3 separate regions of the Homo sapiens genome follow, and regions 1 and 2 are each linked to region 3. A link is a loop called in an ENCODE intact Hi-C map of the cell type or tissue named here. Cell type or tissue: GM12878. All regions are shown on one strand.

Region 1 (2,500 bases), 490 kb before region 3:
CCCAGTAGGACTCCAAACATAAATAGGGGCTGGATCAGCATTGCAAGCCATTTTCGGTCACAGACCAGGTTCCACTGGGTCACCGCAGTGCTTTTCCATGTGTTCTGGTCATATATGTAGCCATCCACACAAGGAAACTCTTTCTTACTGCCAGTGTATTCATAGCCCAAACTCGATGTGTTCTCCCTCTTATTCCTGCTACACCTTGAGAGCTCCCAGATCTCACCATTCTGCAACTGCACCGTAACATAATCTTTCTGGCCTGAAGACAACAGGGCCCCGGTGTCCTCCAAACTCCAATTAGAGTGATTATGGAAAACAACCTGACTCACATTGCCTGGGGGCCTGCAGACATGATGAGGGGTGACTCCCATGAACACAGAAGCCAAGTAGTGAATACCACAAGAGATGTTCTGGAAGGCACATATGAAATAGAGGACTCTCTGGAATCTGCAAGAGAAGAAAAGCTAATTATTATATCTGGTCTATAGGCTGAAAAAGAACATAAGCAAATTTGAAGGGTCTCCATCATGTTTATCTTAACATATACACGAATGGATAAATATAGAAATAATTATAGACATATTTATATCTGTGGGTTAGTATATATACATATATTACTTAGCTCCATCTACTGAGAAGGCCTAGAAGCAATGACATCCCAAGAGCAGCAAGCACACCCATTGCCCAGATCTTAGTTTCTAAATACCATTCTCCAATGAGAGGAGCCAGAAAAAGTGGCTGATTCTAAAGCCAGGAAAAGAAGAATACAAAATAAGCCTGGAATATCTTACAATACCATAAAGTAAGGAAATACTCAAAAAACAAAAGGATAAGGGCATATGAAAGGGGCCCAAGTAGCAACCTGAAAAAGTTCCCAGTGGCCAGCTGTGGGTGGCAAGCCACCCAGGTGCCGAGGCAAGAGACCGAGCACGAGCTGTTCCATATAATAAAATATATAAAATAACAAGAGTTATGCTAGATATATATAGATCATAGACATGATTATATATAAGTATCACCAATCATTAGTTTGTAGTAATTACTCTTTATTTCAATACTATAATAATCCTAGCTCTACAACCATAACCTAAGAAAAACCAGGCCATACAGAGACAGGAGCTGAAGGGACATGGTGAGAAGTGACCAGAAGACAAGAGTGTGAACCTTCTGTTATGCCCGGGTAGGGCCACCAGAGGGCTCCTTGATCTAGAGGTAATGCCAGTGTCTGGAAAGATGCCCGTTACCAAGCGGACCATGGTCTAGCAGTAGCGTCAGTGCCAAAGAAAAGTACCCGCTACTTAGCAGACCAGGAAAGGGAGTCTCCCTTTCCCCAGGGGAGTTTAGAGAAGACTCTACTCCACCACCTCTTGTGGAGGGCCTGACATCAGTCAGGCCTGCCTGCAGTTATCTGGAGGCCTAACCATCTCCCTGTGATGCTGTGCTTCAGTGGTCACGCTCCTGGTCTGCTTTCATGTTCCATCCTATACACCTGGCTCTGCCTTCTAGATAGCAGTAGCAGAATTAGTGAAAATATTAAAAGTCTCTGATATGCAGAAATAATGGCATAAGCTGTCTCCTCTCTCTCTCTCTCTCTCCCCGCCTCGGTTGCCAAACAGGGAAGGGCCCCCTGTCCACTGGACACGTGACCCACGTGACCTTACCTATCATTGGAGATGGCTCACACTCTTTACCCTGCCCCCATGTCTTGTATCCAATAAATAACAGTGCAGCCTGACATTCAGGACCACTACCAGTCTCTGTGTCATGGTGGTAGGGGTCCCCCAGGCCCAGCTGTCTTTTCTTTTGTCTCTTTGTCTTGTGTCTTTATTTCTACGATCTCTCGTCTCCACACATGGGGAGAAAAACCCACAGACCCTGTAAGGCTGGCCCCTACAGCCAGTTGGAAGCTGAAACAATTTGAGCAACAAAATAAATGGCATAGTATATCCCAAAGCATAAAATAAATATACATGAATTCATACTGTGTGGTTAATTTTATGTGTTAACTTGACTGGGTTAAGGGAAGCCCAGATAGCTGGCAAAACATTATTTCTGGGTGTGTCTGTGAGAGTGTCTCTGGAAGAGATTAGCGTATGAATCAGTAGACTAAGTAGAGATCACCCTCACCAGTTGAGGTGGGCATCATCCAATCACTTGAGGGCTTGAATAAAACAAAAAGGTGAAGGAAGAGCAAATTTATTCTCTGCATGAGCTGGGACATCCATATTCTCTGGTTCTCAAATATCAGAGCTCCTGGTTCTTGGGTTTTTGGAATTAGATGAAGACTTACACCAGGCCTTCAGTCTGGGACTGAATTACACCACTAGCTTTCCTAGTTCTCCAGCTTGCAGATAGTAGGTCATGAGACTTCTCAGCCTTTATAACCATGTAAGCCAACTCCTATAATAAGTCTCATATATGTGTGTGTGTGTATGTGTGTGTGTGTGTGTATCCTATTTGTTCTCTTTCTCTGGAGAAGCCTGACAAATACAATACA
Region 2 (2,500 bases), 330 kb before region 3:
TGAAACACACTTTGAATTTCTGCTTAAAAACCTAGGACATCATTATATGCTCATTAACATTCTAAATCACACACTCACCAGCACCATGACAGTTCCAAGAACATCCATATTTGGCATAAAAATGGGTGGCACCACAGTTCCAAGAAATCTCCCCCTTTTTCCAGGAATTTTCATGAATATTCCACCCTTTGGTTAAAGAAACCCATAAAGATAGAAACCCAAACCAGACTGCATGACTCTCTATTCATTTATTTTTTTTCAGATGGAGTCTCACTCTGTCACCCAGGCTGGAGTGCAGTGGCGCGATCTCGGCTCACTGCACCTCTGCCTCCCAGGTTCAAGCAATTATCCTGCCTCAGCCTCCCAAGTAGTTGGGATTACAGGCTTGCACCACCACAACCAGCTAATTTTTATATTTTTAGTAGAGACGAGGTTTTGCCATGTTGGCCAGGATGGTCTTGAACTCCTGACCTCAGGTGATCCACCCGCCTCAGCCTCCCAAAGTGTTGGGATTACAGGCATGAGCCACTGTCCCCAGCCAGATTCTCTCTTGCGTATACCCACACTCCCCTTTCTTGAGTTGTGTACTTTTCCCTCTGCAATAAATCTCCATACTTTTGCTATTTTTGACTCATCCTTTAATTCCTTCTCCCGATGGTGTTAGGAGCCTGGACACAGGGTGGGGTTGAGGTCCCACCAGCATCTGGGGACCTCCCTCAGCCCACTGGTATCAAAGTTGTATGCCTTTCTGTCCTGATAAGTAAGCAACAAGGAGGAAGGGGCTCCAGGTGGGGAAAAACAATGAACAATTGTTCTGAGACACTGCTAGTCACAAACAACTGGTGGGCACAATGACCTCATTTGGCACATAGCTCCCTCCCGCAAGACCCTGTAAAACTTCCTTCCAGCCCCTGCTCTTTGCAGACAGCCCCTCCCTCTGCTATGCTGTCTGTTGCAACAACATGTTTTCATACATTCTGTAATAAATCTGCCTTTCTTTACCCAGAACTCTTAGTAAAAACCTTGACTGCCTGAGACACTGGCCCTAGCTAGTCACACCCATGACATTTTCTCCAATTAACCTGCCTTTTGTGAGTTGATTTTTCAGCGAACTTTCAGAGAGTGAAAGGAAAGTTTTTCCCTTGGCCCCTAGATGGTGTATGAGTTGCAAGTTCGGTGTAATGGGACACCTGACTGCCCCTCATGCCAGTCTCTCCAACTAAATAGCTGTATCTATTCATTTAATAGATATGTTGGAAGGTTTATTATTTTTTTCCACAGACATCAGGACTCAGCTATGAAAGGTTTATTTTTAAGTCAACAGAACAATATGGACATAGAAAAGCATTTCAAAGAATGTTTGAATTTGGGGAAAAAAAGAAATACAGTAATCTGTCTATAATTGACTACAATTGGGTGACAAAGACTCTTTCCTTTGACAAAAACTGCAGTCAGGCTGCTCTCAGGCAGTCAAGGTTTTAACCAAGATGGTTTTGGGTAAAGAAAGGCAGGTTTATTACAGAAGGTATGAAAACATGTTGTTGCCTGGGGCAGCACAGTAGAGGAGGTGTTGTCTGCAAAGAGGCTGGAGGGAAGTTTTACAGGGTCGTGTTGGAGGGAGCTCTGTGAGTCTTCTGCTTGACTAGGCCTGACCTTGGGCTTTCCTCTGTCCTTGGAGAATCCTGTTAGAGCAAGAATCTTGCTAAGTTGGCTTGGCAAAAATCCCCCACCTTTAAAAGCTTATTACCCAGGCCTCCCTTCAGCCTAATACTATGCAGTCAGTTTAGCCAGAGACCTTTTATCCTGGATGTTTCCTCTTGGTAACTTTCCATCCACTGATCCCCACCCTGCTCTTTGGCTATACCTCTCCACTTGTCATGTAGGAGTCTGAATTGAGTCCAGTCTTCCTCCCCAACTGCCAGCCCCTGTTGCAGTGGTCCCTTTATGCACTAACATGGCCCCGCCTTGAATAAAGTCTGCCTTACCAACTTTAACAAGTGTTTAGGCAAATTATTATTATTTTTTAACACAGGTTAATATAATTCAATCAGACACACAAAGATGAACCAGTATATAGTAAGCATTTGTTGCTCATATAATGGAGGGGAAACAGATTTTATAACAAAATTCAAATATGCTCATGCTACTACCCAGCTAGCAAGCTGTTTTTAGTAGATCAAACTGAAGCCTAAATTTGTTTAATTGGAACCAAGTGGAAGTATTATGTACTCTTCTGCTTGCAGGGATATTCTGAAGAGAAGTTTTTCAGAGTAGTTGTGTGGAAACACATTAGTTTGTTGAGCTATTCAAAATGTGAAGGCAGTTTATGCAGCTATTTGTTATGTCTTTCTTGTTAAAGTTTCTCTTTATTGCAGTTCCTTATCAGTGAGTTTATGGTTCCCTTGCCAGAGGTTTTGTTTTCTATTATCTCTATCCTATGCACTCATCTGCAAGAGTTCCCGGAGGGACTGTGGTTCTAAACTTAAAACAAACAAAAAAA
Region 3 (2,500 bases):
CGCCTCCCAGATTCAAGCGATTCTCCTGCCTCAGCTTCCCAAATAGCTGGGATTACAGGTATGCACCACCCCGCCCAGCTAATTTTGTATTTTTAGTAGAGACAGGGTTTCACCATGTTGGTCAAGGCTGGTCTAGAACTCCTGACCTCAGGTGATCCGCTGCCACAACCTCCCAAAGTGCTGGGATTACAGACGTGAACCACCACGCCAGCCAAGTGCTTTCTTTTGAATTCAAGGCCTTCAAAGACGGTAATTCCAGTCTTATTTCTAACACTACATTACTTTCTAGCAAACTGGAATACTTTACTTAGTGTGTTCTCAATATTTAATTGAATCTGATTGTTGGCAGGTGGTGTTGACGTCTACTGTCATCTAGCACAGTGGTTCTCAAAGCGTGTTCCTTAGACCAGGGCATCAGAATCACCTGAGACCTTGTTAGAAAGGCGTATGTTCGGCCGAGCGCAGTGGCTCACGCCTGTAATCCCAGCACTTTGGGAGGTTGACGCCGGCGGATTGCTTGGGCTCAGGAGACAAGCCTGGGCAACATGTCTCTACTAAAAATACAAAAAAAATAGCCAGGCATGGTGATGCATGGCTACTCAGGAGGCTGAGGTGGGAGGATCACTTGAACCCAGGGAATGGAGGTTGCAGTGAGTAGAGATCGCACCACTGCACTCCAGCCTGGGTGACAGAGTGAGACCCTGTCTCAAAAAAAAAAAAAAAAAAGGCATATTTTCTGTCCTCTCCTATATCAAACCTGCTGAATCAGAAACTCTGGGGGTGGGGCTTGAGCAGTCTGCATTTTAATTAGCCCTCCAGCTGATTCTGATACAGCTGAAGTTTGAGAACCAGTCGATTAACATTTAGTTTTCAATCTAAAACAGAATAAGATACATTTTTAAAAGCTCGTATTGTCCTTAAATGGAATATAAACTACTACGTAAGTGTAAAATGTTGATTTTTAAGACAAAGTGAGGTGGCACACAGTTGTAATCCCAGTGCTTTGGGAGGCTGAGGCAGGAGGATTGCTGGATCTCAGGAGCTCAAGACCAGCTTGGGCAGCATAGTGAGACTCCATCTCTACAAAAAAATTTTTTAAATTAGCCGGGCATGGTGGCATGAGCCTGTAGTCCCAGATACTGTGGAGGCTGAGGTGGGAAGATCGCTTAAGCCCTGGATATCAAGGCTGCAGTGAATTATGATAGCGTTTCTGCACTCTAGCCTGGGGGACAAAGCGACCTCCTGTCTCTAAAAAAAAAAAAATTCAAAAACAAATAAAAAAAAGAAAATGTGTTCTAAAAGAACAGGTTAAACAATTTTTAATTCATTTGTCTCCTCCTAGTGGCAGGCTTTTAAATATAGAGCACAACACTTGATTTTTCAGAAATCATATTTCTGAAATTTTTCATGATTCTTTTTTTTTTTTTTTGAGACGGAATCTCACTTTGTCGCCAGGCTGGAGTGCAGTGGTACAATCTCAGCTCACTGCCACCTCCAACTCCCTGGTTGAAGCGATTCAAAGGCTTTTACTGATATGGCAGGGTAATTTATGGAGACACTAATACCCTACATTCTCCCCCTTTATCCCTTCCAAGCAGGCAGGTAGGCAGTTTGTATTTCTTTATCTGTGATGTTTAAAAGAATGGAAAGCTGGCTGGGTGTGGTGGTTCATGCCTATAATACCAGCACTTTGGGAGGCTGAGGCAGGTGGATCACTTGAGGTCAGGCGTTCGAGACCAGCCTGGACAACATGGTGAAACGCCATCTCCACTAAAAATACAAAAAATTAGCCAGGCCTATTGGCTGATGCCTGTAATCCCAGCTACTTGGGGGGCTGAGGTAGGAGAATCACTTGAACCCAGGAGGCAGAGGTTGCAGTGAGTTGAGATTGTGCCATTGCACTCCAGCCTGGGTAACAGAGCAAGACTCTGTCTCTAAATAAATAAATAAATAAATAAATATTAAAAAAAAAAAACTGAAGAATTAGCCAGGCATGGTGATGCATGCCTGTAGTCCCAGCTACTAAGGAGCCTGAGACAGAAGGATTGCTTGAGCCCAGGAGTTCCAGTGAGCTGTGATCACCCCACTGCACTACAGCCTGGGCAACAGAGCAAGACCCTGTATCTAAAACAAAAAATAAAAACTACAGGAGGAGATGGAGATTTCCTTAGGCTGGGAAAGGACTGGTGTGTCTCTTCTCTCCCAGCAGTGTCCTGAAGTAGTGCCAAGACCTAAGAGGCTAGCCTCAGAAAGGCCTGCTCTAAACTTCAGGGTTTCCAAACAGCAGGGATTCCCATGCTTTACTGAAACATAGTGCCTGAAATTGAAGGGTCTGTGTGGCTTCAAGAACCATGGGAATCTCAGTAGTAACCAATATGGATTAAAGACTGGAGAGGCCTCTTCAAATACTATGCCTGATCTGGGAGTGTAAAGGAGAGGAAATTGAGATTAAATTTTCCTGCCAGCTTGATGTGACAGGGGCTCAGAGTCAAGCTTAATT

Evidence for each region. A loop is a pair of places that touch in the nucleus more often than their neighbours do. Peaks named below come from ENCODE experiments on the same cell type or tissue, not always from the same donor. Only the 100,000 strongest peaks of a DNase experiment are listed, where the experiment ranks them.
Region 1: a loop joins it to region 3, with 5 times the contacts of the local background. A loop is called at or near these places in 2 of 110 quality-filtered maps.
Region 2: it touches region 3 in a loop (2.4-fold over the local background); 2 of 110 quality-filtered maps call a loop at or near these places.

What each region holds. Positions count from the first base shown.
Region 1 is chr6:110,456,568-110,459,067 of GRCh38, forward strand. It overlaps SLC22A16 (solute carrier family 22 member 16), which reads right to left. Exons shown (of 8, transcript NM_033125.4): 2 at 1-450. Among named protein-coding and RNA genes, the nearest start is that of SLC22A16, 19 kb to the right of the region's middle. In GM12878, a CTCF peak has its summit at 1,205 (motif pointing right); a DNase peak (open chromatin) is centred at 1,192.
Region 2 is chr6:110,617,893-110,620,392 of GRCh38, forward strand. All of the region lies in intron 12 of CDK19 (cyclin dependent kinase 19), which reads right to left. Among named protein-coding and RNA genes, the nearest start is that of SLC22A16, 140 kb to the left of the region's middle. In GM12878, a CTCF peak has its summit at 1,165; a DNase peak (open chromatin) is centred at 1,149.
Region 3 is chr6:110,948,548-110,951,047 of GRCh38, forward strand. No RefSeq gene overlaps it. Among named protein-coding and RNA genes, the nearest start is that of GTF3C6, 8.9 kb to the right of the region's middle. RefSeq lists a silencer at 1,379-1,673. In GM12878, a CTCF peak has its summit at 1,328 (motif pointing left); no DNase peak of the experiment used is centred here.